Regions from separate parts of the Mus musculus genome. Here all the other regions are linked to region 2. Evidence: chromatin loops called from intact Hi-C (ENCODE). Cell type or tissue: left cerebral cortex. All regions are shown on one strand.

Region 1 (4,000 bases), 280 kb before region 2:
CTGGCTTTTCTGCAGCTGTGCGTGTGACCAGGTGATAGAGGCAGGGATCTCTCTGCCTCTATAGGCCAGCACTTCCTGTCTGTGCTTTCCAATGTCCACCTTGTCCTGCATACCGGTGGCTTTCTGCCTCAGCACAGTCCACAGAGGTCAGGCTTCTGGCAGAGCTGTGTTCAGTCCCCAACACAAAGGCTGGGTTCTCTAGCTTCCTGGTGGTGGGCGAAGGCAAGCTTGAGTGGCTGCTGACCTGCGCCATACCTGCTGGGATACAGCTCCAGCAATTTCCCGGGGAAGCCTAGGACCTCAGACTCAGGAGAAACCAGATGAAAGAGAGAAGGGTCCAGATTCCCAGGCTCTTCATTAAGTTAGTTTCAACAGAACATCCAGACAAGATGGATTGAGTTCTTGTGGCAGAGCAGGGATCCAGTCTCTGGGAAAGAAGAGCTGAGAGGTCACAGTGACACACAGAAGCTTAGGTGTCATGATAGAGAGAAGCTGTAGGGGCTGGAGGGGCCCTTTGGGGGAGGACAGGTGTGTGGGTGACTTCCTACAGGAAGACAGAAGGCTCAGTCCTCTCCCACAGGAAGTCATTAAGTAGGACTTGAGGCAGGCTCCTCAGATTCCATGAGATGGATCACTGGCAGCGATTAGTTCCTAGGTGATGAGGAGGGCTGGCCAGGAGCCTGCATACCCTTGTTCTTTAGTAAGTGTTCAGTAAATGTGCTCTGATGTTGCTGGGGACACTTGGTGCCCAAGTGCCCCTGTCTCAAGACAGAGGATGCCATCAGGGGGCTGCTGGAGGGTTTTCAGTCTTTACACACAGCTTCCAGTCTCTGGTTAGAAAAGTCTGGGGCCCATTTTACTACAGCCTCCCAATTTACAGATGGGGAACAGAGATCCAGAGAGGTTGAGACCTGTCTGGGTCACCCAGGGCAACCACTGTTGAACGAAGGCTAGATAGGAGCCTTACAGGGATGAGCCTTCAGAGCGCAGGGTCTAATCTTTCTGTTTTTTGCATCCTTAACCAGCCCAGGGAAGAACAGTTTTCTGGGAAATGCTATGGAAATGCTTTTTGTCTAAGAAGCAGTCTATTTCCCAGAGTCCTCTGGGCCATGAAGCCCTGTACCTCTTTAGCTCTTCAGTTGTATGTAATGGGAAGTGGGCAGCCATCTGTATGTACCTGTCGGTGATATCCCAGAAGGCTGGAGGTCACATCTTTCCTGCCAGGCCAGAGGAGCTCTTTCAGGGTTAGTGAGGACCAGGGGAGGTGACTGGTACTGGGCTAGTTAGATGGGAAACAGAGGGGAGGGACCTGGCTCCACCTCCCCTTCTAAGCACACGGCCCAAGTCCAGGCTGGTGAGTAGGACGTAGGACCTTTGTGACTGGAGGGATTGTGGCTATCCTCTTGGCTTCAGTATCTCTGTCCTACATGGGTTAGTATAGTTGGGTCTTGGTTCTGATGGGGCCTGGGCTTGGATACAGTCCCAGTCTGACCTGGGAAGTCACCTAGGCTGTGGCTTCCTCTGCAAGGACTCAGTCATCTTTTCCTGTCCCACCTGTGTATCTGTGTCCGTGTTTCTGTCTCTCTGGGCCCCTCCATCTTCCCTGTACCTCTGTCTGTCTATTCCTGCCCCTGACTATGACTATTCTGGTCTTTCTCTGTCTTTCCCACTCCCCTTTCCTTCTCCTTTCTCTTCTTTTCTCCTCTCCTCCCCACATCCTTTCTCCTTCCTCCTCCATCCTCTTTATGTCTTTGACTCTCTGTACCCTGGTTGTCCTCTGTCTTGCTGTCTTTCTTTCTGCTCCATCTTCTTCCCTCTCCTCTGCATCGCTGATCTGTCCCCTCCCCTTCCCCTCCTCCCATTTCTCCTGTCTTTCTCTGGCTTCCCTCTCTGTCTCCTGCTCTTGCTAACTCTTTCTCCATCTCTTTGTCCCCTTCTCCCATGCCACCCCCCTCTTGCTGGTTCTACCCCTCTGTCTCCTTATCTGTCCCCACTGTCCCTGTTCCTGTCCTTTCCTCCTGTTGGTTACAGGTGGGCTCCTTCTTCATGATCAACCTGTGCCTCGTTGTCATAGCGACCCAGTTCTCTGAGACCAAGCAACGGGAGCACCGGCTGATGCTGGAGCAACGCCAGCGCTACCTGTCCTCCAGCACGGTGGCCAGTTACGCCGAGCCCGGCGACTGCTATGAGGAGATCTTCCAATATGTCTGTCACATCCTTCGCAAGGCCAAGCGCCGTGCTCTAGGCCTCTACCAGGCCCTGCAGAACCGGCGCCAGGCCACGGGCCCCGGGACACCAGCCCCTGCCAAGCCTGGGCCCCATGCCAAGGAGCCCAGCCACTGCAGTAAGTGGCCTTGACTCTGCAGCTCATGTGCCATGACGTGGGGGTCTCAGAATGGCAATAGTGCAAGTGGGTCATGCCTGCTAGAACAGGAACTGTCCATATCAGTCAGAGGTGGGATCCCAAGGGTTCACTTCAGGCCATACTGCTTCCTTCATGGCCCATTGGAACTCATCTGCTTCACTCACTTCTTGCCACCATCTCTGTCCAGCCTGTGTGGGCTCATTCTCTCCCCGGAGAAATTCTTCCAAGTTTTGCAGGCAAACCAGGGCACCATTCCCTCGAACCTATACTTAAAAGGCAAGCGATTATTTCAGAGCTTTGCAAGACTAGCCTCCCTCTTTGTGGGTACACATGTCATCTTTCACTCTGGCTCCCATGGCTGTCCCTGCTTACCAGCACACCTGAGTAGTGACATCAGGTCCCTGGCACATGGGACAGTATATACCATGTCACATTGGGACCCTTGTCTACATACTCTGCTCCTGCCTCCTGTTTGAGTGGTGCTAGGTTGTTTATGTAAGTTTAGTGTTTAGCTTAGAAAGGATGCTCTCTGGGATGGGTCTATAGTGCAGTTGCTAGTGTGCTTGCAGAGCATGCTTGAAAACTCTAGTTCAAGTACCAGCATGGTGGTAATCCTGGGGCTTGGGACATAGAGTAGGAGGATCAGAAGTTCAAGGGTATCCTTAGCTATATAGTGAGTTTAAGACTAGTGTGTGCTCCATGAGACCCTGTTGCAAGGAGGGAGGAAGAGAAGGAGAGAGGGAGAGAGGGAGAGAGGGAGAGAGGGAGAGAGGGAGAGAGGGAGAGAGGGAGAGAGGGAGAGAGGGAGAGAGGGAGGGAGGGAGAGGGGAGAGGAGAGGAGAGGAGAGAGAAGAGAGAGAGAGAGAGAGAGAGAGAGAGAGAGATTCCTTAGCCTGCTTCTTTCAAGAAATAGCCCTGAGAAAGAGGCAGACTAGAAATCATGTCTCCAGTTTTCAGATGGGAAACCAAGGCCCAAGGAGATGAGAGAGTCACTTAAGTGGTCCAGTGTGTCTGTGTAAGACTCGGTCATATGGAATGTCAGAGGTGGCCTTTTCTCCAGAGTGTTTGTCTCTAGCTGCAAATGCACAAAACCCTAAGAGGAGACAACCCAGAGCTCCCAGGAGCTCTGCTTTCTCCTCGCTACTATAGAGAAGTTATCAGGCCCCAGGACTGTTCCTCAAAGCAGCTGTGGAACATGGCATGTCCTGTTCCCCTTGATCACCCTGGTGGGGCCTCCTGTCTCCCCCTTCCAGGGCAGGGCTCAAGGATTCTATTAGTTTGTGCCTGTGATTGACAGTTGTTGTCTGAGGCCCTGGCTAGTGGACTCCATGCTCCTAGCTGTCATAACCTGTCAATCAGAGAGACCAGCAAAGATCAGACAGTTGTCCACTGTTGTTAGTTGTCCACTAGTCATCTAGATGTGGTTCCAGGCGGCCTGTGGGCTTGGCCTAGCAGTGAAGAGGAGAGCTGGGGTCTGGGCAAGGCTAGTTCTTCCCTTCCTAAGGATGTGGACATAGGGACAGCTTCTTGGAATGCTGTGAAGGGAAATTTTATACTTTTTAGTCCACCGACTTCTCAGGCCTCCATCCCATCTCTTTTCCTGGGTCGAGTGTTAATGCAGTCTGAGAAGGAAGG
Region 2 (4,000 bases):
CTAGCTAGAGTGAAGACACCAAACTCCAAGAATGTACCTCAGACCCTGTTCTTGGGTCATCACAATTGGCCCAATTAGCATTCGTTGCCTAGGGAGGTCTCCAGGCTATCTTTCCCATCTGCTCTCTGCTCTTCCTTCTGCCCTAGCATCTCCACCCATGAAAACATTTTCAGCTACAAGAAAGAGAAGCAAAGAGTTAATATTTCCTCCAAGCCCAGAAACCAGAGGGGGAGAGGAACCGAAAAGTGGGGGTGGGAGGGAAGGGAAGGGGAGGAGAGGGGGAGGGGGCTGTTGGAAAGTGACTCCAGAGGTTTGGTGGTACCATCAAAGGTTTCCCAGTCTCTAATGCTGCCACCCTTGGGTAGAGTCACTGTTCTAGTCTAAGCCCACATACTTTAGAAGCTTTCTGAGTGGAGATGGCAAATATTTTCAAGGTCGTCTCGTTTTTTTTTTCTGAAATCAATGAAGATACGTACAGCCATGTCTCCTGAGTAAGTGAGTAGCCAAGGCAGGCAACCACATGTGGGTATCCGTCAAGGAGGGCCCTATAGTAAGAAGACAGAAGAATTCTTCGTTTTGTCTATGATCTGGTGCTAAGTTTATAAAGGACCTGGCAAGTGTCTCTGTAGAGAGCCCCCCTCCCTCTCAAGTTCTCACTCTATTGCCCTGGAGCTCACTGCTATGTAGCTCGGGCTTGCCTCCAACTGACAGAAATCCTCCTGCCTCACCTTCCTGAGTGTTGAGATGACAGCCATGAGACACCATACCCGAACTGTCATCCCAAATATCCGGAATCCCATTCCCACCATTTTCAAAATTCAAAATGGGAATATGAAATATGAAGCGTTGACAGTTTAGAAAGCTGGTCTCCCTTAGACATTTAAGTTTTAATCTTCTTGTTTAAAAAATAAATTTTTGGTCAGACATGATTTTTATACTTCTATAACCCTAATACTTGGAAGGTAGAAGCAGGAAGATCAAGAGTTCAAAGCCATCCTTCATAGTTCCAGGCCAGCTTGGGCTACACATGGACTTCTCTCAAAAAAAAAAAAATTAACAAATGAATTAATGCATTGGTGGCTGATAAGACAGCTCAGTGGGTAACTTTGATCCCTGGGAGCCACAAAGCAGAAAGAGAGGACTACCAGAAGTTGCCCTCCGGCCTCCTTAGATGCGCTCTGAGCACTTGTGCACACACACAGGGGCAAGCACACACACACATACAGACATGTGAAGAACTAAACTTGTAAGAAGAGATGCAGGGCAGTCTCTGAGCGCCAGGTCTGAGCTCTGGTGGGTGACATGAGTGGCAGCATAAGTGGAGAGAAATAATGGTGTAAAGAGGAGCCAGATTCTAGAGAAGTAAGCGGTGGTGTTCCCTCCTTCCCCACTAAGCCCTGGAGCTGATGTCCCATCCAATCCCTTAGACTCTGCAGCCCCTTCCTGCTGCTTGGGGTCCTCTCTTCAGAATCCTTTGTTCTTTTCCATCTAGATACTAAGCAACCAGGAGGAGTGGCTCAAGGCGGAGCTCGGAAGCCAAGAAGGATATGTGCCTAAGAATTTTATAGATATCGAGTTTCCTGAGTAAGTATTCCCAGCCTGCCAAGATGGCTCTACCCACACACGCTCCCCTTACTTTTTTCAGTTGTCACTAAAATTATCTATGCATACCCAAGGAACTGTCAGAAATGGCTGCCTTTGGAGATCTCCCTCCCCAGCCTCCAGAACCCCGCAGCGGAAGGCCAGAGTGGGAGGAAGGTTTATTTGCATGGCATCACATTCCCTTTTGAAGTTTACACCATGTGCATGAATCGCCTATTTAATTATATATATGTATATATGTACACATAGAGAGAGGGGCAGGGAGGAGGAAGCTTGTTAAAATCACCTATAACGAATGCAGTTGCAGGATCTCTAAGAATCCCAAAGGGGGCGCTGTTGGACATCACTTGTCAAAAGCCATTCCTGCAAAGTTCTTGACTGCCTAATATGGCTTTCCACCCTAAGCAGGAATCCCAAACTCTATCAGCTTGCTCACCCGTGTCTGGGGGGGGGGGGGGTGGGCAGGGGAGATTCCCTCCAGAAAGAGGAAGTGAAACACAGATTGGGCTGTGTTTGTCTCAAGAATTGACCACAAGGGTTAGATAGAAATCTAATCTTGTCTCAGAGCCAGGGTCGAGCCCAAAGAGCATAGGCTTTGTAAGAAAATCATAGTACTATTGGTGACTCAGGCAGTCACCTTCTGTGACCCAGAAGAGACCACTTAGCCAACAGGTTGACCACTGACCGCCTTCCCCCCATGGGTCCTTAGCGCTTCTGTCATCTGCTAAGGGGCCACTTGAGGCCAGTCAGTCTCCCACCTACCTCTCAGTTCTGTCGCCTTCCTCCCATGTGTATGGCGGGTGAGGGAACTCACAGGAAGAGAAGCGCCTTGGTCCCCTCCCCACCCTCATGCCCACTCTCACTGGCCCATCACTTCTGGCAGCCACATTCAGATTCAGCTGCGGGTGCCTACAGCAGTCGACGCCCACCCCCCCACCCACCCCCACCCCCCACACACCGCTCCCCATCTACTCTCTGTACTCAGCTGACAGGCTCGCTGTAGTCACCACCTCCCCGGCCAAAGACACAAATGAAAAACAAAACAAACCACTGTTGCTCCCAGCTCCTTCCAGTTTTCTTTCCATTCCCTCAAAAGTGTTGGCTTTCCCTATTACGCTATTATCAACCCTGCGCATGCGCCTATCCTCCGAGGAACCCCCAGACTCCCATCAACGAGGTCCGGGCCAGCTAAAGACTGCACCCTTACTTTCTCAGCCACCATCTCGGCAGGATGGGACATTCTTCCCACTAGAACAAACTCTGTGACCTCCAAAAGCCTCTTCTTCCGCCTCCTCCCCTTGGGGCCTCCAGCGCCCTGGCTTCTCCTCAGGCTCCTTTGCTAGGTCCTCCTTCACCCTGCCATCCCCCACACCCTTCTCCAGTAAACCTTTCTTATTACCATTTTATTTTCCCCAGTGGTTGGTGTTACATGAGTATAGCAAATGTGGAGGCCAGAGGATACCTTCATGTGTCACCTATAGGCTATCATTCACCTCTCGTGACAGGGTCTCTGTCTGGTCTATTACTTGCCAGCCAGTGAACCTTGGGGCTCTGCCTGTGTTAGTCTCCCCAGTCCTGGTTACAGGCACCCGTCCCTATGGCAGGCTTTTGTGTGGGTGCTGGGGATTGTGACAGTTCAGGTTGTCATGCTTTCAAAGCCATCTCCTGTGGCCATTTTAAATGACTTTCCATCCCCAGCATCCTGTCCACCCTGTTTCCATTTTCTCCCCCGGCTCATAATCCCCTGGCACGCCATTTTTGATTATTCTGTTGTTATTGTGCATCTCCCGGGCCACCTAGAATGTCAGTTTGCTGAGAGTGAAGTCACTTGTCCGCTCTGCTCACCACTATTTTCCTAGCACCAAGAAAATGGTCCCAGGTGTTCAAAGATGATCAATAAAAGCCATCAGACCTGGCCAAGGTTGGGGAAAAAGGTTATCCCAGCACGTACAGTTATAGGAAGTGGAGTCAGAAGTTCAAAGCCAGCCTCTAACATATAACAAGCTTAAAGTCAGCCAGGGCTACATGAGACCCTGTCCCCTCAAAACAAAAGTAATAGGTTGGGTGTGGTGGTGCACACCATTGATTCCAGGTGCTTGGGAAGCAGAGGCAGCCAGATCTCTGTGAGTTCGAAGCCAGCCTGGTCTATATAGGGAGGGAGTTCCAGGATATCCAGGGTTGTATAGAGATATCCTATTTCAAAGTAATTAATTAACTAATACAAACAAAAGTATAAATAAATCACATCAAATAAAGTGAAAAATAAGCTTTAGAATAATAAGGAAGATTGAAACCCTGGCCTCCTGTGTCTGACACAAAATGTACGGAAAATTTTGGAAGTCTTAAAAAAAAAAACAAAGATTCCATACTCTAATCTAGTTAGAGAACGTAGCTTTTC
Region 3 (4,000 bases), 110 kb before region 2:
GTGGGTCTGCCCACCTCAATTAACAATGAAGACAGACAGTCCTTCACAGACAGGCCCATTGGCCACCCTGATCTAGAAAATTCCTCACCGAGACTCTTCCTAGGTGATTCTAGGCCAGATCAAGTTAAAATGAGGCAGCACGCTGGTTAAAATACTACGAGGCTACCTGTGGGCATGAAGAACGGCAGTCAAGCTGCAGAAAGCCCACAGACATTCGTGGTCTTCCTCCCTCGATATCAGATCGCACAATACTGGAAGTGAGTGTGAGTGTGCCTCATCAGACTTCATGACTAAGCAACATGTGCTCTAGACTCCCACAAGTTAAGGAAGAGGTGAGTGCACACATTTGGTTCCTCAGAAGAAATGAAGCCCCTCTGGCACCATCACAATCCAGCAACTAAGGCTGTGGAACCATGAGCCATGGAGGATGGGGCTGTGACTAAGGAGCCTCTGAGGAAAGTGTGGAGAGGGGACAGGAAGTGATGCCAGGGACTCACTGGTTGCTGAGTTGCTCAGCACTGCAGCTGTGGAACTCCCTAGAGACTATCTGGAGAGATGGAGATCCCACTGAGCCTGCAGAGCCCAGATAATACCTCGAAGCAGAACTGATGGGCCCCGTGATAGCTCTTAGATGAGATACCGAGCTCTGACTACAAGACACTATCAGCGCAACTGTGGCTCTGGCATTGAGATGCCCTGTAAACGCACACATCCAAACCACCCCACTGCTCCCCCAGCTGTCACCGTAGATCAGCAGGGTCCTCTCGGTGGTGATGTCAGCAAAGGTGTATCGATTACTTTGAAGTACTCGTCAGAACCAGGATGGTGGAATATACTGTAGTTTAGGGAGGCTGGGGCAGGAGGAGCGCTCAGGTCCAGCTCGGAGGCCTTCCTGGGCAACACAATTGAGGCTAGGTTGTTTCTTGTTTTGTTTTAAGTTTTCAGAAAACACCCAGGTGATAGAGAGATGGCTCAGTTGGTAAAGGACTTGCTGTGTAAACACGAGGACCTGAGTTGGGATGGCCATGGCCCACATAAAAGCCAGGTGCAGCTTGTGCACTTAGAAATCCCAGAGTTAGGGAGGGGAGAAATGGGAAGGTCCCTGCAGCTCCCTGGTCACCTAACCTCACTGAACCACTGCAGTCTATGCTCAGTGAGAAACCACATCTCAAAAAGTAAGGTAGACAGTAATTGAGAAAATTATCCAAAATTGACCTATGGCTTCTACATACACTCATCTTCACGCATATAGGTTCACACATGAACATAAGAAAGGAAGAGAGAAGCTGGGCAGTGGTGGCGCACGCCTTTAATCCCAGCACTTGGGAGGCAGAGGCAGGTGGATTTCTGAGTTTGAGGCCAGCCTGGTCTACAGAGTGAGTTCCAGGACAGCCAGGACTACACAGAGAAACCCTGTCTTGAAAAAAAAAACAAAAAACAAAAAACAAAAAGGAAGAGAGAAAGGGAGCGGACAGAAGAGAATGGAAGGACTGGATTCAGTGGACCACTGAAGAAGCAGGAGATTGAAAAGCAGCTTCACGCCGATGGAGTCTTCTTTGTAATTTTGCAGACTCACACATTTGGAATCTTGACTCCAGTTTCTCTCACTGTGTGGCCCAAGCTGGCTTCAAACTCACAGCAAACCTTCTGCCTCAGCCTCTTGCATATAAGGATTGCAAATGAGCCGCCACGCTCTGCTCAATTTCCTCTTCTTGGAGCATTGGCACACTTGAGTAGCTTCAAGCAACTGATCTCTGTTCTACTCTTAAAAAAAAAAAAAAAACTTTCACTTTCATCATAATCTTTTTTATTTAATTTTTTATTATGTATTTTCCTCAATTACATTTCCAATGCTAGCCCAAAAGTCCCCCATACCCTCCCCCCACTCCCCTACCCACCCATTCCCACTTTTTGGCCCTGGCGTTCCCCTGTACTGGGGCATATAAAGTTTGCATGTCCAATGGGCCTCTCTTTCCAGTGATGGCCGACTAGGTCATCTTTTGATACATATGCAGCTAGAGTCAAGAGCTCTGGGGTACTGGTTAGTTCATAATGTTGTTGCACCTACAGGGTTGCAGATCTCTTTAGCTCCTTGGATACTTTCTCTAGCTCCTCCATTGGGGGGTCCTGTGATCCATCCAATAGCTGACTGTGAGGATCCACTTATGTGTTTGCTAGGCCCCGGCCTAGTCTCATAAGAGACAGCTATATCAGGGTCCCCTCAACAGAGGAATGGATACAAAAAATGTGGTACATTTACACAATGGAGTACTACTCAGCTATTAAAAGGAATGAATTTATGAAATTCCTAGGCAAATGGTTGGACCTGGAGGGCATCATCCTGAGTGAGGTAACACAATCACAAAAGAACTCAAATGATATGTACTCACTGATAAGTGGATATTAGCCCAGAAACTTAGTATACCCGAGATATAAGATACAATTTGCAAAACACATGAAACTGAAGAATGAAGACCAAAGTGTGGACACTTTGCCCCTTCTTAGAATTGGGAACAAAACACCCATGGAAGGAGTTACAGAGACAAAGTTTGGAGCTGAGACACTTTTATCATAATCTTAAACTTGCAGAAATCACTCAAGAGTACCAAGGTGTTCCTGTGTTTACCACTTGAACTCGGCAGCCATCAGACATTCCTGGCATCTGTTGTCTCTTTTTTCTCTTTCATTCACACTCACCTGATATTACTGTCTGCTAGTTTCAATCTGGAGGGAAAGCTACTTTGAGTTCCCCCAGAATACAGTGTCTAAGGCACTTGTCCATGTGGGGGTTCACCAGGAGGAGCTCTGAGGAACAATATCTGTGGGGACTCAGGGGGGCAGGACTGGACTTGAACAAGAGAAGACTGGGGGGCTCCTTCTGGAAGCTGTCAAGCTTGACCCCCCTCACAGCTAGTCAGTGGGTGCACACACCCTCAGGAGGGACCATGACCCTAGGCAAAGAGGCTCTCTTCTGCTATAAGGAGTTCTCAGAGAAGGGTGGGGGTGGGGTGCTGATGGCTCAGTCACCAACCTTCTAGCAGCTGAGGGAATGGAGCACCACGACCTTGTAGGGCAAGTTCTGGAGGCTGTGCCCCAGACACACCTCTCGTTTGCTCTTTGACTATTTCTTCTCAGCAGAGACAGGGGATACAAATACAATCTCTTTCCCTTTGAAGGTGAATTTTAGGGTTTGCTAGGGAAAGGCAATTTTTAAAGGTGAGAAGAAGAAAGAAGGAAGCACATTTAGGAAGATTTTTTTAAAAACTAAATGAAGTGGGTAGGTGATAAGAAGGAGGGGCCACCATCATCCCAGCAGAACTTTAGAAAGAGGGTTACAGCAACTTTATTTCAGCCTTTGTCCATAAACACATGTGATCTGAGTCTTGTGCTGGCCTGACACGTGAGAAGCTCAGTCCTCAGGAAGCACGTGGGAACACACGGGGGGGCGGGGGGGGGGAGGGACGGAGAGAGAGGAGAGAGAGAGGCACACACAGGCACACACACCACATGCAACGGTTTTCATAACTCAACACCCAACAATGAGATATTTTAAAGACAAAACTAGTTTTTAAAAGTAACAGAAACCTTATATAGAAGCAAGCACAACTAAAAATAACTAACAGTTAAAAGAAAGAAAATAAAATAGCTGATGGTCAAGAAAAGAAACAAGGCCCAGAATGCCTTTCTTCCTCAGGATCTGTGTGGGCAGGTGTGCTGCCGGGAGCCTCTCGGCACAGCCATGCTTGGAGCCTAGAAACTGACGGGCAGAGCTCTTCTTTTCCAGGTCTGTCCTGGAGAGGCAAGTGTGATGCCTGAAGGTGCTGCCACACTGAATGGAGGAACACGCACTTTCACACTGAGGTGGACAGATTATCTAAAGTGCAAGGCTTTCTTCCCTGCCCTGTGGGCCCAAATCCCAGCTCTGTAAAGAACGAAATACAGTAAGAAATGAGCCCAAACTCTACCCTAGTGGAGAAACAGAGCTGTCTCAGATGTAATG
Region 4 (4,000 bases), 60 kb after region 2:
TCTTACCTCCATGTTTTCAGATCACCTTCACTGGAACACAGTAAAGGAAGGAAACAGGACAAGCTTTTCTATTATAAATAAACAGAGTCTAGGGCTCTTTCTGGCCACCTTGTTCCTTGCTGTCATCAGGATCTAACCAAACCAGACATATCCCACCTTTACCTGGTCCCACCAATGCCCTGACCCAGCCTCCCAGTGTCTGTGGTAATATGTAGAACTGTTTTCCCCCATGTCTATTTGAAAAGTGGATTTGCCCTCTGGGAGAGATTGTTGATGTGGTGACAACGTTTCTAACCATCGATCTGGGATCTCCTTGAAGCCCTGTCTTTTTTCTCTCTGGAGCAGTCTCCATTATCATCTTTCAGGAGTCTGGTGATGACACCAGACAAAGCAGAATGTGACACAGGATGAGCACCAGGACACCTCTCCCTTTTCCCCTGCCTCTAGTGGGTCCGCGCTCCCTGAGCAGCAAGGCAGGCCAGGTTCTGCAAGGGCACTTTCCTTCGCTTCACCCTCATGACCACTGAGGCAAGATGCAGGTGGAAACTGGGGGAACATGGGAAATGACTATAAGCCTGCCTCAAAGCCAGGCCTGGACCTCTTCCTGTCAAGGAGGAGTGCTTGGTCTCTCATTCCCATTCCCCTTGGGCTTCCCTAGCTCCCCAGCACCAGATGCTGATGTGCTGTGCCTCTTATTTGGAAGGAGGGTTGCCATGGTGAACACCTGGCAAGAAAGAGGAGGGGGTGAGGCCAACCACAAAGGGGCTGTTTCCCAACTCCTGACTGGAAGTGAGATGGAAGCTCTCTTCCCTTGCCCCTCACCCTGAGGTGCTGTTTCCATAGAAACCCAAAGCCCATTGTCTGTCCCTTCCTGCTGCCTCTCCTGTCAGATTCCCCAGCTTAGATGACTTGGGCAGTTAGCGTTTGCCACTGCCTCCTATCTCCGAGCATTTGTACATGGTGCTCTGGAGCCAACAAGCAGACCCCATTGTGCGCCTTTGGGAGCTCTGAGCAGAAGGGCTGAGTGAGAGTGGCTGACACTCATAGGAAAGTCTGAAGTGTCCAGCTTCAGCCTTGGGAAGAACATAGAGGTAGCGTGCGCATACACACACACACACACACACACACACACACACACACACACACACACACTGCCACCCTCATCAAGTCCCTGAAGTCCCAGCGCTCTAAAGACCTCTGGCCCCTGCTTCATTCTTGCTCAAAGGCAGAGTTGAGACACAGAGTTTCTCCTCCCAAAGGCTCTTCCTAACCCCTCTCTACCCCCCAACCCCAGGCTGCGGAACCTCCAGTTCCCTTCTTCAGGGTGGCAGCAGCTGAGCAGCTGACTACACACACACCTCACAGCACAGCATGGGCCCAGCCCTGGGGGAGCTGGAGCCTGGGTTGGATTGGAACCACTTCAGCTTCTTCCTCAGAGAAGGAATCCATCCAGGGAGGGAATCCCCTTCCCACAGGGAGCATGCAAGCGACAACAGACAGTGGTGGCACAATCGCTGCCCTCCCCTCTCCCGGGCTGTCTCCTCTTCTGGAGGAGGAGGGGTAAGCTGGGGAGGGCTTCTGAGGTCCCTTTGAGTTGATGCTGACTGTCCTATCTGTCTCTGCACCCTCTTGTCAGAGAACGTGGGTGGATGACAGGGTGGGCGAAAGAGAGAGATAGGAAAAGCCGAGAGCTGACAGCCTGTAAAATTGCTTGATAAGAAGTATATAGTTGTCAAACAGCATGCAAATTTTTGCAAACCCAGGTGTGGCCCTGGGGAGAATCTCACAGAATTGCCTCCTTTGGGGCTGGGGGGCGGGGGGTGCATAATGGAATCAGCCTGGCGGTTTGAAGACCCAGAGCCCCCTCTAGTGGCTGAAGCTGGTTGTCCTTTGCAGTTTTTCTTTTTCTCTAAGCCTTGCTCCTGCACTGCTATTAGCTGCTGCCTTCCAGGCCACTTGCCACCACCTGCACCTATACAGGCTCTCTGGGACAGAGATTTCGTAGTCTCAGGACGGCACAGCCAGGGGCATCCTTGTTTAGAAATCCTGTGAACAGAGTCTGAACTGCTGGGCTGTGCTCAGAAATCTGCAGTTAAAAAAAAAAAAAGAAAGAAGGAAACAGTATGAAACAGGATTAAGCCAAATAAATCCACCATTCTCTGGATGACATTCTCCATAGAGGTAAAAACTAAGGGACTGATGGCGTTCAGCAAATGTGGAATGCTGGTGATGCTGACTGATAAATAAGCTTTGGAAACCAAAGCTTTTATCACAGCTATTGCCGTGAGGATCCAGTTCATCTTTTAGCCAATCCCCACTGCAAGTCTTTAACATTAAACAGTGAATTAAATCAGAAGCAAGGCACGGGAATGCCAGTATCAAAGAAATTCATGTAGCAAAATAGTGGATTCTAGTGTCTCCAACGCATGAATACTCTCGCTGTTGTTAGCTTAGACTATGCTGGCTCCGGGGCTTCAGTGGAAGAAGACCTTTTCCTGGTTAGACCACATGGTAACAGATTCATTAGCAGCGCATGAAGCACTGAATGTAGATATCTGCATTTTGAATAGGAACCTTGGTTTCCCCCAGAGCTCTCCTACACATGGGGGTCTTCAGATCAACACCAATGCAGGAGACTTAGGCCAAGCTCTATCTTTGGGAGTTGCTAGGTTTGAGGAGGGAGTTCCCTCCTAGGAGGGAACCCCTAGGGGATCAATTGGAAATGAAGAGTGGTTTTCAAGTGTTAAAGAGATATAGTGTGAAATTCTGTCACTCAGAACTCAGGTGGTTTCCCAAGTGTTTCCCTGATGGTGGTACCCCATGAACGGGATCCTTGCACTCCAGTAGGGCCAATCCCTGTGTCCCCAGACAGGCTGTGAGGGAGGGGCAGCATAGTCTCTCTCCTAGATTCCTCAAAGCAGCTGCAGGACATCTTTGATGTCCTTCCTGGAAATCTGAGTCCTCATCAGGGTGGACTGGTGGGAAAGTGCTTCCAGGGCCGAGGGTCTGTGACCTCATTCTTGGGAATATCAGTCAAGTGTTGCTTCTGAGGAGCATGGCTCAGACCTCAGCTGGCATGTGGAACCTGTAGTCAGGTCTGATTATTCTGGCCTATGACCAGCAGAGAGGCCGAGGTAAGCTAACTCTGCTCCAGAGGAGGTAGCTGTACTGTTCACACATGTATAATTTACTTCATTTTATGTGTATGAGTATCTCGTCTGCATGTATATATGTGCACTGTATGCATGCCCGCTGCCTTTATGGTTCAAAAGGAGGCACTGTGTCCCCTGTAACTGGAGTTACAGGTGTTTGTGACCCGCCATGTGGTGCTGTGAACGGAGCTCAGGTCCTCTGAACGAGCAACAGTGTCTTTAGCTGCTGAATCGTTCCTCCAGCTCAGCTGTGCTGCCCTCCCAGTTCCTCTGAGGCTGCTTGGGCCATGGTTACTCTTTCAGTAAGGTGCTAGGTAAGCGTGCTTCACTCAGCGCTGCTTGTACTGGTCTGAACTCCAAATATCTAGCCATTGCCTACTTGTTTCGAAGCATTTGCTCTGTGGGGCACTGTTCTAAATTGAGCAGGGAGTGGAATGAACTAAAGCCCTTACTTGTGGTGCCATTACCTTAGGGACAGTTGAAGGCAGGGAGTGTTGTCACTGCTATACAGGTGTCCAGGGTATGCCTCACTGGTTAAGGAACACTGGAGCAGAGCCTCAGATGGACACATGGACACCAGAGGAAGAATGTTCCAGATAAAGAATGTGACGCCCTAAAAGTTATAAAAAGAGGGGACTTACTGTCAGCGCAGTGCTGTGGTGACTTTCCGTGTTGCTGCCACCACCCCTCTCCTGAGGCACCTTCCAGCTGGCTGTCATCCATGTGCCCCAGGCTGTGGTACTCCCAGTCCTCCTGCTCGCCAGCTTGCATGCCCCTCATCTCTTCGTAGGCTGCAGGATGAAGATCCTCTTTTGGGTTGGTTTAGTTTTTTGGTTTGGTTGGTTTGT
Region 5 (4,000 bases), 100 kb before region 2:
TTTTTTAAAAATTTTTTCAAGTTCTTCTTTAACTAATTCATCCATTTAGTCTTTATAATTTCTTTAAAACTGACTATGTGTGGTTCTATCCTTCACTTATATAAATGTTTAGATGTTGAGTGTTCTGCATCTGACCATTTTTAGGGACTGGTATGTGTGTGGGGGGTGAGTGTTTGTGTGTGTGTGGGGTGAGTGTTTGTGTGTGGGGGGAAATGAGTGTCTGTGTGTGGGGGTATGTGAATGTTTGTGTGTGTATGTGTGTGTGGGGTGAGTGTGTGTGTATGTGTGTGTGTGTGTAGGTGAGTGTGTATGTGGGGGGGTGAGTGTTTGTGGGGGGGTGAGTGTGTGTGTGGGGTGAGTGTGTGTGTATGTATATGGGGGTTAATGTTTGTGTGTGTATGTGTGCAGGGGGTGTGTGTGTATGTGTGGGGGGTGAGTGTGTGTGTATATGGGGTGTGGGGGGGTGAGTATGTGTGTGTGGGGTGAGTGTGTGTGTATGTGGGGGGGTGAGTGTGTGTGTATGTGGGGTGTGGGGGTGAGTATGTGGGGGGGTAAATGTTTATGTGGGGGGGTGTATGGTGTGGGGGTGAGTATGTGTGTGTGGGGTGAGTGTGTGTGTATGTGGGGGGTCAGTGTGTGTGTATGTGGGGTGTGGGGGTGAGTATGTGTGTGGGGGGTGAGTGTGTGTGTGTGTGTCCCTGCTTATATTCCCCTGCTGTGGTGAGTCCAGCCTGTGAGCTCTCTTCTTGGCTTTACCTGGTGAAACCTCCCAGGGACTCACTGGTAAACTGAGGTGGTCTCCTCTGCAGAGGACCTCAGACCCATGTCAGCCCCTGCAGGGCCTGCACTCGGCACTTCTCACATTCCTGAGAGGGTGTCCAAGACTCTCCTTCATGCTTCAGGCACGGAGAACTCATTCCTTAGCCAGTGCTACCCATACTGAGTCCATCCCTAACACACCACCAGCACCAGCTTCAGTCCCACTGACTTCAGCTCACACATTCTGCTCTTGGAAGGGAAAGTCCTTGGGGACTCTCATAGTTCTGTGGGGACAGTTAATGCCCAGCACATCCTTTATGGTCATGCACAGAAAGGGCCCCAAATTATTACAAGAAGCAGAAATTTGAAATGTTTTATCATAAATCAGCATATAATATGATTGAGTTAGTGTGCACCTGTGATTTCAGAACTTGAGAAGCTGAGACAAGAGGATTGAGCCCAGGTTAGCCTGGGCTACACATCAAGACCCCTGCTCCTCTCCTCCACGAAGGAAAAAAAGAAAGAAAGAAAAAAAGAAAGAAAGAAAGAAAGGAAGAAAGAAAGAAAGAAAGAAAGAAAGAAAGGAAGGAAAGAAGGAAGGACACTCCTCTCAAGCTGTCCCCAGCTCTTGTTGTCACACCTCTGTGTGTATGTCGGCCTGGGGCTGTGTTCATCAAGTTCTGACTACTTAGGACGGTGATTAGAAGTGACCAGATCTTTACAGCAAGCCTGCATCATTTTACAGGAACAAAGTAACTTTTCCAAAACAAAAAAAGAAAGTCAGATGAAGTCAATACCCTTTGTAAAGACTGTTGGTTTGGGAAGGCAGGGGACATGAATAATAGGGTGGGTTTTGTTGTTGTTGTTGTTGTTTACTTTTAAAATATAAGCATTCAACAGAAGGCCTCATAAGCATAAGCATTGCAGTGGCAACCAATGTATGTGTGAGCCCTCTCAGCTGTTGTGTGTGTGCAGAGAAAACCAAGCCTGAGCCTCTGTCAAGGTTGTCAGTAGAGACTGTGGCATCCATGGTGCTGGCTGTGACTATAGAGGCAGCACGATGATCTGCAGTCTAACTGGTTCACCAACCACCACGTATTTTCTGACAGGAATGCTTCCAAGACACACAATGCCTTTAGGTTTCCCACTGCCCAGAGGACTCCTCCTTAAATACTACAAAGACAACACCTTCCAGGGAACTCAGAGGAACTGGGGTGGGAAGGCAATGCTTCTGGAGGGCTCTGGTGCCCCTCTGAGGAAGGCCTGTGAGACCCGCAGAGCCAGCGCTGGGTTGGAGCTGCTCTCTCCAGCCTGCTGCTTGCTGTCAAAGCAGCAATTAGCCTTCAGTGCATTTCTTCCTTCAAAATCAAAATCTTCCAAATAAAAACCACCCAGGCAATCGACAAGAATTAAAACGTAGGGGAAACATCCAAGAGGAGAGAGAAGAAAAAACAAAAAAAACAAAAAAACAGTAAGTGGTGATGCACGGAGGCTGCTTCTGCGCATGCGTTCCTTTGCCTTGCTAATTTACCTCGAAGCAGTCAGTGCAGCTGTTGCAGCGCGAGGCTTTCTAGTGATGCTCTCAGCAGCGCATCCCGCTGTAACTAAATAAGGCAGGCGCATCTTTAGACTCCCACTGATGCAAATGTACCTGTACGATACCATCCTCTTTCCTCTAACTCAGATGCGGAAGTCATTTTCAGTTTCTCCCTCCCTTCTCCAGTGTGACATCCACTTAGCCTGCTGCCTCCCTTGATGTGGTGCTGTCTTCAAACATGACTGTCCCCTCATCTGTCCCACCCAGAGCAGGCCCTGTGCCCAGACAGAAACCATTGTTCCTCGCAGTCTCTCTACAACCCACATCTCCTTCATTTCCACACAAAGCAGTAAGAATTATCTCCCCCAAACAGCTGTTTTCTGTAATAAGAAAGCGAAGTTCTGCGACTAAGCTAAACAGCCCTCCTGTTCAAGGCCTGAACCGCTTCTTAGATGCAAGTTCTAGCAAATTGAAATTTCCAAACACCATTTATTATGCCTTTTGTTAATTGCTCAGAGAACTTTCAAGTATCTGCCCACATTTTTCTGCATATTCAAATTTAGTTTTTATTCCACTTAGTATACAAGCAGTTCTTACACGCCTAATCTGCCTTCTGCTTGTACCCTTCCCCACTGTGGTAGGGATTATTTTACTGTCTTTTCATTCTCTCCGTCTCTCTAGATAAGCACAGTTGACACATGGCTTCGCATCTCCCTTGAGAATAGCAGTGTCCATGTGGCTGGGTGATAATGACATGTAAGGGAGACCGTCAGATGCCACTTGACAGGATGAGGCACTCCTTCCTTCCTTCCTATTACCAAGAATATGCATGTGACGCTGGTGCCCAGGTAGCTATGCCGTGTGAGTTCGGAACAGCCATGAGCCAGAAAGGACCTGAAGCTGCTAACACCACAGGAAGCCGCATCATAGTCCCCCAACACCTATCCTACTGAACTTAAGCCCCTGGGATTTCCGTGGCTCCCCCTATTGCCGACAGGTGACTACCCACTTGGCACGCATCTCTCCTTCTCTGTGTACCATTTGTTACTTCTCTTGTCTCAGGAAGGAAGCCCCTGACCAATTCATTTCCTTTTTCTTATTCTTGTCCCAAAATATCTGCTTTATTTCTTCCTTTAAAGTGCAGCTTGTGATCCAACTCCTTCACAGAAATGGAGACTGTGGACTGGTACTACAGCGACACTGCCTCAGACTAGACACTGCCTCAGACTAGTCGCTCCCTTCTAAGCATAAGCACATATGTATCTAGTGCAGACTGCAGTAAATGAAACAAAATAACCCAACCGAGGTTCTGTTAACAGGCCTCCAGCAGCGTCTGCATCCAAACCTGCACTTCCAGCAGTACTTCCCACCGCCTCGCACCTGGACCCCGTTGTCGTGGAGCAAGTACATCTCGCCATGTCACTTCCATGACAGCAGAAACACTAGATTTGCTTATCACACCTAGTGTAGTGCCTGGCAGATGGCAGGCCATTCTCTCTATATGTGTGTGCTGCTAAACAAATTTCATTATAACAAAGCTTCAGAATTTATTTTTCCTTTGAGGCATGGTCCAGCTGTGTGGCACAGGTTAGCTTCAAGCTCGGTTCTCCTGACTGGGTCCTTTAGTACTGCGGTTTCAGTTGTGTGCCACTATGTCTTCAAGTTCATGATTTAAAAAAACAGCCATTCAGAGCTCTTCTTGGT
Region 6 (4,000 bases), 130 kb before region 2:
AGAAGGATCTATCCATAAATCAGGGAAACTGCTAAGAGTTTAAGGGTATAATCAATATACAAAAAATAATAATTCCACTCATCTGCACCATCAACAAACAGAAAATGAAATGTATCAAATGAAGCTTCTTGGAGTAGCCATGAAAACAAAGGTATGTCTCAAGACTCGAGCCAAGCCCCATGAGGCAGACCTGATCAAGCTGTTGTCAACTGACCACAGAGCAAACTGACAGTGCAGGAATATGCCGAGCTCAGCTGCCCTCTTAGAACCCTGCAGAGCACCTTGGAGAGAGAGCCCCATAAGACCACAGGGCTGACTGAGGACTCGGCTCTCAGCCTCCAGCCAGTACCACGGCCAAATACGTGGCAGATTGCTATCCCAGAAAAGACCGAAATTCCAAATCTGAAGTGAAGTTTTAGACCTTAAGTTGAAATTTCATAAGTGTACCATCTTGCACTGAAAGTACATGCACATTAAGCACAAGGGACCAAATCTAGCCAAGATCACAAGACACCTGTCTGTGAAAAGTATAAATACAGAAGGTAAGGATTAAGGCAATGAGATGCATTGCTATTATAAAGACGTCATTTCTTCTAAATTGACTTAAAGATTCAATTCTGTGCCCATCAAAACTCCAGTGGGATTTTTAAGGAACTTGCCAAACTTTGGTGCAGGAGAGTGGAGGGGTGGACAGTCCCTGCTGCTGAAGGAAAGCCCACCAAGAGCGGTTATAAACATAGTGTAATGGAAACTGTTTGCTGTACAGCTGACTTCACATACCTGATGGCTCCAAATAGAGCCCAGGAGCACACTGTATGCATGTGAACCATGCTTTAGAAAACGGGTGGCCCTGCAGGTCACTGGGGGAACGGACAGACTTTTCAATTAATGATTTCTATGGAGAAAAACTGGATGCCTAATTCAATTACACACCACCATCAACTGTGTATTGTTTTATTTGTGAAAAGCAAACTAGTTTTAAAACTTGGGCCCATATAGTGTTACGCGCATGCTCTCAGGACAAGGAAGAAATGTCCCAAATCAGAGAAGACACAAATGCCGGGATCATACAGACTAACACTCCGCCTCATTAAAACTCTGAGCTAGTGTTCTGCAAGGCCTCCATCTGCAGCGTAAAGAGCACAGGGAGCTGCAACCACACAGGAGATGGCGGGCTCAGCCGCCCACCCGGACACAGACTCCTACAGACCAATTAGGAAACACACAAACAAGCAAGCAGAAAAGTGGCCAAGAGATACATGCAGATGCTTCACACAGGGAAGCCCCGGTGAGTCAGCGTGTGGAAGGTTTCCACACTTGCAAACACACTCGGCTCCATTCAAAAAAAAAAAAAAAAAACAGTGTAGAACAAGCAGGAGACCATCTCACCCGTTACCTCAGCAGCTTTTCAAATGTGACAAGATCAGGGCTGGGGGGAAACTTATAGAGACTAGGTCTTTAGAAAACAATCTGGCATGGTTAGGCGTTTTCAAGGAGCCCATATCTAACTTACAAATAACTGGCTTGGGAATTTCTTGTCCATGACATCTAGCAGTCTTGGACAAGTTATATGAGTTCGTACAAGCCCTGCGTGCAATTAAAAACAAAACAAAACAACCAACAAACGTGACACACAGTGCCAATGACAGAGTGCATCTACAGGGAAACACAATGCAGCAGTGAAGGGTGATTGCCACATACAGAGGTGTAAGGCTGAGGGTCCACCACCAGGTGATAAGGAAAAGCTATAACTGGGACGGAAGGCAGGACAATGAGCAGAACGGAAGGCCTGGCCAGAATAGCTTTCTTATTTTATTTTTGCCATGGGCTGAAGTTGCCAAAATCAGAACATGGAAATCAGAGCCATCTGTTGACAGGGTAAGTTAGAGAGCTGGACAGAAACGCAGAAAAATGTGTTTTGAAATCTGCATCAAATCACAGAGACAGAAATAAAAGCCTGCCTTGTTCTAGCGGGGAGGAATAGTGTCACTTTGCCATCGTTTATGTAATAGTAAGAGTGCCATCGTCATCCACGGGAACAGCCCTAAGGTGTGTTAGTTTAGTCGTGGTCACTGCACAAACTGAGGTAATCGGGAAGAACCGTTAAACTCACTGCCAGGGCAGGTTCCAGACTCACTTCAAGATTCTTCAATCTTGACCAATCCATCCCTGAGGTGCTGAGGAGATGCTTCAGTGGGGAAATGCTTGGCATGTAAGCTTGAGGACATGAGTTCGGATCCCATACCCACATAAAAGCCTGCTGTCACCACATATGTCTGTCACCACAGGGGCTCGCTGGCCAGCCAGACTAACCACAATGACAAGCTCCAAGTTAAATGAGAGACCTTATTTCATTTAAAAAAAAAATAGCAAAGCTAGAGGAATCTAGCGAGTATAGGACTCAGACTCCTCATGCACACGCACAGGCGAGTACATATGAGCATGCGAGTGCCCCACCTCGGCCACGCCATCCGGAGAATGGGTGAAGTGGACTAAGCTATAAGCACTCTGAGAGGAAGTGGCCGGCCAAGCTGTTGTCTGCAACCTCTCACAGACACCAAGATGGATGATGTAACTCAAGCCATGAAAATATAGCAGGGTGAAGACATCCTATGAGCTTGGGGAACCAGTCTTAGAGTGTGTGTTTAGTGTTGTGTATATGTGTAGTGTGCGCATGTTGGGCTCATTCCCTTGTGTGTGGACGACTGGGGTTGACATCTGGTGTCTTTCCTCAATCTCTCACCACCTTTACTTTTATATTTTTATATGATTTTTAATACTTAGAACAACACATGCCCTTGAGCACCCTGGCATGTGTGTGGAGCTCAGAGGACAACTTGTGCAAGACCACTCTCTTCTTCCATGTGTGGACTCCAGGAGCAAACCCCAGCCTGTCAGGCTTGGCAGCAAGCACCATCATCAGGCTGGACTGGCCGGCCAATGAGCTTTAGGGGTCCCTGTCTCTGTCTCCTTTCCCTAAAGCTATGATTATAAGAATACATGCATCATACCATTTTTTTCTATCAAATAATTTAATTTTATGATTTTAATATAATTATATTTCTGCCTTCCCCTTTCTCCCTCCAGTCACTGCCATGTACCACTTCCCCTGCCTTGTTCCCTTCCAAATGCATGGCCTCTTTTCTTTAATTGTACACACACACACACACACACACACACACACACACACACACTTACTTCTAAATACATACATACAACCCGATCAGTCTGTATAATGTTACTCGTATGCATGTTTCCAGGGTTGACCACGTGGCGTTGAATAACTAATTAGGGACTCGTCCCTGAGGAAGACCACTCCCCTGCACTCCTTGCTTGCCTGTGGTTCTCTGTCTAGGGCTGAGGCTCCCTGAGTGCTCTCCTTTCCACATTAGCATGCCTCTTGGTATTGTCTACATTCAGATCTTGTTTAGGCAGCCATGCTAGTGCGACTTCATGGGTGTAGAATATCTTCTGATCTACTAGAAGGCATCATCTCTCAGCAAACATCCTGCTTCTCTGGCTTGTACGGTCTTGCTGATCCTTCTTCTGTTATGACTCCTGAGCCTAAGGTGCAGGAGTTGAGTTGCAGATATATCAGTAGGACTGGGCTTTACAACTCTGCATTTCAATTGGCTGTGGTTCAGCAATGGTTTCCCTATGTGACAAAGAGACATTTCTTTGATGAAGGGTGAGGACTAATCTGTAAATATGAAGGCAAATATTTCTAATTTAGATAAGGACTATGCTCTTTTATTAAAATGACAGTTGTAGGCTCTCCTCCAAGATCCATGACCTCAGTACCCTTGAGTAGTTGGCTAGGTTTCCAGAGCCAGGCACAGTTTCCTTCTTGATGAGAGGGCCTTACACCCAATGAGAAAACTGTTGGTTCCTGTCACAGGATGCAGGTCACTGCTGCACCCTTAGTATCACTGTGCCATGCCGGTTGTTGATGCGGTCCGTAGGTAACATGGCTGGGTAGCACTGTTGGTTGTCTCCCTCC
Region 7 (4,000 bases), 72 kb after region 2:
GAGGAGCCTCCAGCCTTCCCCAGGAGTCCTGAGGAGCCTGCGTGGATAGAGGCATTGGTGGAGAACGGCTGACACCTTGTGGCCAGCTCCCAGCTTGCAGCATCCATCTCTGTGTGCAAAGGGTCAGAGGAGTAAGCACTCTGACCTTTGACCAAACCTGACTGTGCACACTTCTAATCCCATTACTTGAGAGGCCGAAGCAGAGAGGATTGTTGCCAGTCTGCATAGTGAAAATGTGTTCCACATTTAAAAAAAAAAAAAAGAAGTTTTAGGCTTTTGAGACATGTGGTGCCTGTCCTGACCTCAGAGTGACACTGAAGCAGCCACACACCATACATAAATAAGTGTTCACAGTTGAGTTTCTATAAAACTCATGGGTACTGGAGATGTCCTCACGTACTTGTCGAGAATGCCCAAGACGTGTTAGTATTATGATTCTTTTAGTCATTTAAAACTGTGAAATCTCAGGGCTGGGGCAGTGGCTGCTCTTCCAGAAGAGTCAAGGTTGATTTCCAGCCCCCACATCAGGCAACTCCCAGCCACCGTAACTACAGCTCCAGGGGCTCGGAGCCCTTCGTCCGGCCACTGCAGGCACATGCACCTGCATATACATATATGTAACTAAGACAAAAAAAGTTCTAAATAAAAATGTAAAAACTCAAGCTGTGTCCATATTTAATATTCTGCTAGTACCCCATCTTGGAAATCTTAATAATTTTAAAATAAGAATCCTTGAGTTTTCCGTCCATACCAGCCTTATAAATTATGTAGGCAACCATGACTGGCAGAAATCTTTGCTTTAAAATGTTATATTTGAGCTAGAGATGAAGCTTGGTGGAGTGCTTGCCTGCCATGCATGGAGCCTTGGGTTTGACCCCCCTAGCACTTCATAAACTGGACATGATGGCTCGCGCACATAATCTCAGTACTCAGGCAGTAGACAAGAAGATCAGAAGTCCAGGACAGCCAGGGCTATACAGAGAAACCCTGTCTCGAAAAACTGAAAAAGAAGAAGAAGAAGAAGAAGAAGAAGAAGAAGAAGAAGAAGAAGAAGAAGAAGAAGAAGAAGAAGTTGTTCAAGGTCATTCTTAGTAGCTACAAAAGGAATCAAGGGCATCTTGGGATACATGAGACCATGTTTTTTGTTTTTTGTTTTCTTGAGACAGGGTTTCTCCGTATAGCCCTGGCTGTCCTGGAACTCACTCTGTAGACCAGGCTGGCCTCGAACTCAGAAATCTGCCTGTCCCTGCCTCCCAAGTACTGGGATTAAAGGCATGCGCCACCACTGCCCAGCTGAGACCCTGTATTTAAAAATTAAAAAACGTTAGGTCGTATCATTGTCTTAGGGTCAAGAGTAACAGATCGGACTTAATACATGTATTCCTGCACAAAGAGGCTAGTGGCCTTAGAGGCGAAGGAAGGATAAGGACCTAGCGCTTCCCCATGAAAAGCCTGAAGAACACGCAGGTCCTTGGAAAGGGCCTACAGAAAGAGATGGCAAGGGAAGTTCATGAACAGTTGTGGAGGTAGGAGGGAGGCTGGCTATTTTGGGAAGCAAAGAAAGAGCGAAATCTCAGAGTAAAACGTAGTGGGGGAGTCATGGAAACGGGCCTGGGAAAGTCTCTTGGATCTTGGCCACAAAACAGGTTAGAGAAGAGCTTAGAGAAACCGGCTTCAGTCGAATTAATGAAATCCTGAGCTAGAGAAGGAGGGTACAGTGACCGAGGTGGAGAGAGCCACAGGCTATTTATTATCTAAGAAGTTGGGACGAGGGCCCGGAGGGAAGGAAGGATCTTTGAAGAAGAAAATCAGGTCCCAGTTGGAATGCAAGGAAAGGCCACCAGGGGGCGTAACTTAGCCAGGAAGATGCCTGCCTTTTTCACCTGAGTTTGTAGGGAAACAACAGGGTGACTGGGAGTTAGGGCTGCGGTGGGGGTTGGGGGTGGATGGGTCCAGTCAACTGTTCCAGTAGGGACTTATCTCTCCAGCGGCACGCGAGTTCTCTGGTCACCGTAGCTTCATGAGCAAGAGCTCACTCGTTTTGAGTCAGACTGCCTAGTTTCAGCTGCTCCCTGTGGTAACCTGGAACAAATTGGCTAACCTCTATTTTTCTATCTGGAAAGTGAGAACTGCTATTGTGGGAAAGATTGACCGCTGTAATCCAAGCAAAGCCCGCAGTACAGTGTCTAACATACAGCGTGTGTCAACGACAGGATGGGGGGGGTGGGGTGGGGGAGGGGTGTGTGTGAACTGCTCTTTTGTGTCTTAGAAGCGGCGAACACACCAAAAGGGTCAAACGTCCACTGCTCAGCGGAGTTGCTTTTCAGGAAACGCAGTCATAAAAACCTACAGGTGATTTGGAAGTGACACAGCGTCTATCTCGAGGGCTTTTGTTGCATAATAAATGCTACCACACATGTAATAAAAGCCTGTGAGCATGTCCTCTGTCATCTACACCCTCCAGCTTGTTCCCCCCTACCCCATTGCTCCTGGTTATTGGTCACCAACACAGCCATGCTCCAGCATCAGCTGTCAGCTGTCACCTTGACTTTTGGGTTAGGATCCCTTACGGGGATCACCTCATTGCTACGAGCTTTAAGAATTAACAAACTCTTTTACACATCTTGCCAAAAGTCTCAGAGCATTGAAAGGCCAGAGTATGGAGGGTGTTCGCTTGTGCCGCAGAAGTCAGAACTGGAATCGATCCAGCTGGCTAGAACTGCCCCAGGCCTATGGGTCATTGCAGAATCCTTTGCAAAATTTCCTATTGGTTTGGCTCTTGTCCAGGCTAAGGGCAGAGACCGAAGCACAGTCTCTCAAGGGAGATAAAGGAAGTCTGTTGCTGGGGAATGGCTGGGAAGCTTTTGGTAGCCATCCAAGGCGGCTATCACTCATTAAATCTGCCTTCTCCTCCAGCAGAAAGCCAACTTACAGAACACCATATACAAAGCTCCCAGAATAGTACAGGGCTCCAAGAACACGGTGCACGTGGCCAGTGTACAAATGTGCAGCGGCTTGAGGATTCTTTTTGCCTTCAAATCTGGGTGGGTTTGAGCAAACTAAAGAGCATTTTCTCCAAGTGGCATCCTGAGAGGAAATGAAGAGAATATGCTAGCCTGGACTGCCTTTCTGGATTCCAGTTGATTCTGCCATCACCAAAGCTTGCTAGGAAGCCGCTGGCAATGACAGTGAGGGAGCTCAGAAAACACCTTGGACCAATTCATTAGCTTTACTGTCCCACCAGGCCTAGCAAGCCTATAAATCCTGACGTTGACTCCAGTAGGAATTTGAAACCTTTGCCTCCCATCATAAATATGTTATTGATTTGTTGGCTTCCTTCCTAGCTGTATAGGATAGGAGGAGAAATTCTGGCCAAGGCCGTAGTTTGCGGGAATGAGGGATCTCAGCTCCCAGACAAGACTGCATCCATCACATTCCACTGTTTGCTGGAGGATGAAACCTGTGTTTTTCTATTCCTGAAAGTCTGCAGGAAGGCACACTCCTCTGTGAGCGGGAGGCTATAGGATAGCATTGTGGGAAATGTTTATTTCCTACTTTAAAACATTCTGTAGTGTTGACTTGAACAAATGTTCCATTTACTCAGTACTACTTTTTAGATTTCTTTTTTCTTAGACCCAAGTCTTACTATATATCCTAGGCTGGCTCTGAACTCTACCCACCCCCTTCTGGATGCTAGGATTACAGGTTGATGTCCTTTTTTTTTTTTAAGATTTATTTTATGTATATGAGTACACTGTAGCTGTACAGATGGTTGTGAGCCTTTATGTGGTTGTTGGGAATTGAATTTTTAGGACCTCTGCTTGCTCCGGTTGGCCCCATTCACTCAGTCCCTGCTCACTCCATAAATAAATAAATACACTGAGGCTGTCTTCAGATGCACCAGAAGAGGGCGTCAGATCCCATTACAGATGGTTGTGAGCCACGATGTGATTGCTGGGATTTGAACTCAGGACCTTCAGAAGAGCAGTCAGTGCTCTTA

What was found. Peaks named below come from ENCODE experiments on the same cell type or tissue, not always from the same donor. Only the 100,000 strongest peaks of a DNase experiment are listed, where the experiment ranks them.
Region 1: it touches region 2 in a loop (2.3-fold over the local background); 2 of 42 quality-filtered maps call a loop at or near these places.
Region 3: a loop joins it to region 2, with 2.4 times the contacts of the local background. A loop is called at or near these places in 2 of 42 quality-filtered maps.
Region 4: a loop joins it to region 2, with 6 times the contacts of the local background. A loop is called at or near these places in 29 of 42 quality-filtered maps.
Region 5: it touches region 2 in a loop (4-fold over the local background); 2 of 42 quality-filtered maps call a loop at or near these places.
Region 6: it touches region 2 in a loop (7-fold over the local background); 3 of 42 quality-filtered maps call a loop at or near these places.
Region 7: a loop joins it to region 2, with 4 times the contacts of the local background. A loop is called at or near these places in 27 of 42 quality-filtered maps.

What each region holds. Positions count from the first base shown.
Region 1 is chr15:80,356,756-80,360,755 of GRCm38, forward strand. Cacna1i (calcium channel, voltage-dependent, alpha 1I subunit) reads left to right here. Exons shown (of 37, transcript NM_001044308.2): 9 at 2,032-2,344. Among named protein-coding and RNA genes, the nearest start is that of Gm41363, 42 kb to the right of the region's middle. In left cerebral cortex, no CTCF peak of the experiment used is centred here; a DNase peak (open chromatin) is centred at 2,303.
Region 2 is chr15:80,632,844-80,636,843 of GRCm38, forward strand. Grap2 (GRB2-related adaptor protein 2) reads left to right here. Exons shown (of 8, transcript NM_001289442.1): 3 at 1,493-1,584. Among named protein-coding and RNA genes, the nearest start is that of Mir6957, 11 kb to the right of the region's middle. In left cerebral cortex, a CTCF peak has its summit at 1,912; a DNase peak (open chromatin) is centred at 1,731; H3K27ac peaks cover 1,332 bases.
Region 3 is chr15:80,518,463-80,522,462 of GRCm38, forward strand. All of the region lies in intron 2 of Enthd1 (ENTH domain containing 1), which reads right to left. Among named protein-coding and RNA genes, the nearest start is that of Enthd1, 40 kb to the right of the region's middle. In left cerebral cortex, no CTCF peak of the experiment used is centred here; DNase peaks (open chromatin) are centred at 389, 1,649, 3,361 and 3,701; H3K27ac peaks cover 444 bases.
Region 4 is chr15:80,692,851-80,696,850 of GRCm38, forward strand. All of the region lies in intron 4 of Fam83f (family with sequence similarity 83, member F), which reads left to right. It overlaps A430088P11Rik (RIKEN cDNA A430088P11 gene), which reads right to left. Exons shown (of 3, transcript NR_045310.1): 2 at 3,794-4,000; 3 at 1-2,086. Among named protein-coding and RNA genes, the nearest start is that of A430088P11Rik, 2.8 kb to the right of the region's middle. In left cerebral cortex, a CTCF peak has its summit at 1,867 (motif pointing left); DNase peaks (open chromatin) are centred at 1,435 and 1,877; H3K4me3 peaks cover 295 bases; H3K27ac peaks cover 433 bases.
Region 5 is chr15:80,528,145-80,532,144 of GRCm38, forward strand. All of the region lies in intron 2 of Enthd1 (ENTH domain containing 1), which reads right to left. Among named protein-coding and RNA genes, the nearest start is that of Enthd1, 30 kb to the right of the region's middle. In left cerebral cortex, no CTCF peak of the experiment used is centred here; a DNase peak (open chromatin) is centred at 2,317; H3K27ac peaks cover 457 bases.
Region 6 is chr15:80,499,395-80,503,394 of GRCm38, forward strand. All of the region lies in intron 4 of Enthd1 (ENTH domain containing 1), which reads right to left. Among named protein-coding and RNA genes, the nearest start is that of Gm23220, 43 kb to the left of the region's middle. In left cerebral cortex, a CTCF peak has its summit at 1,728; DNase peaks (open chromatin) are centred at 1,227 and 1,895; H3K27ac peaks cover 545 bases.
Region 7 is chr15:80,704,449-80,708,448 of GRCm38, forward strand. No RefSeq gene overlaps it. Among named protein-coding and RNA genes, the nearest start is that of Tnrc6b, 4.9 kb to the right of the region's middle. In left cerebral cortex, CTCF peaks have their summits at 80 (motif pointing left), 1,837 (motif pointing right) and 2,044; DNase peaks (open chromatin) are centred at 40, 1,606, 1,821, 2,359 and 1 more place; H3K4me3 peaks cover 689 bases; H3K27ac peaks cover 1,411 bases.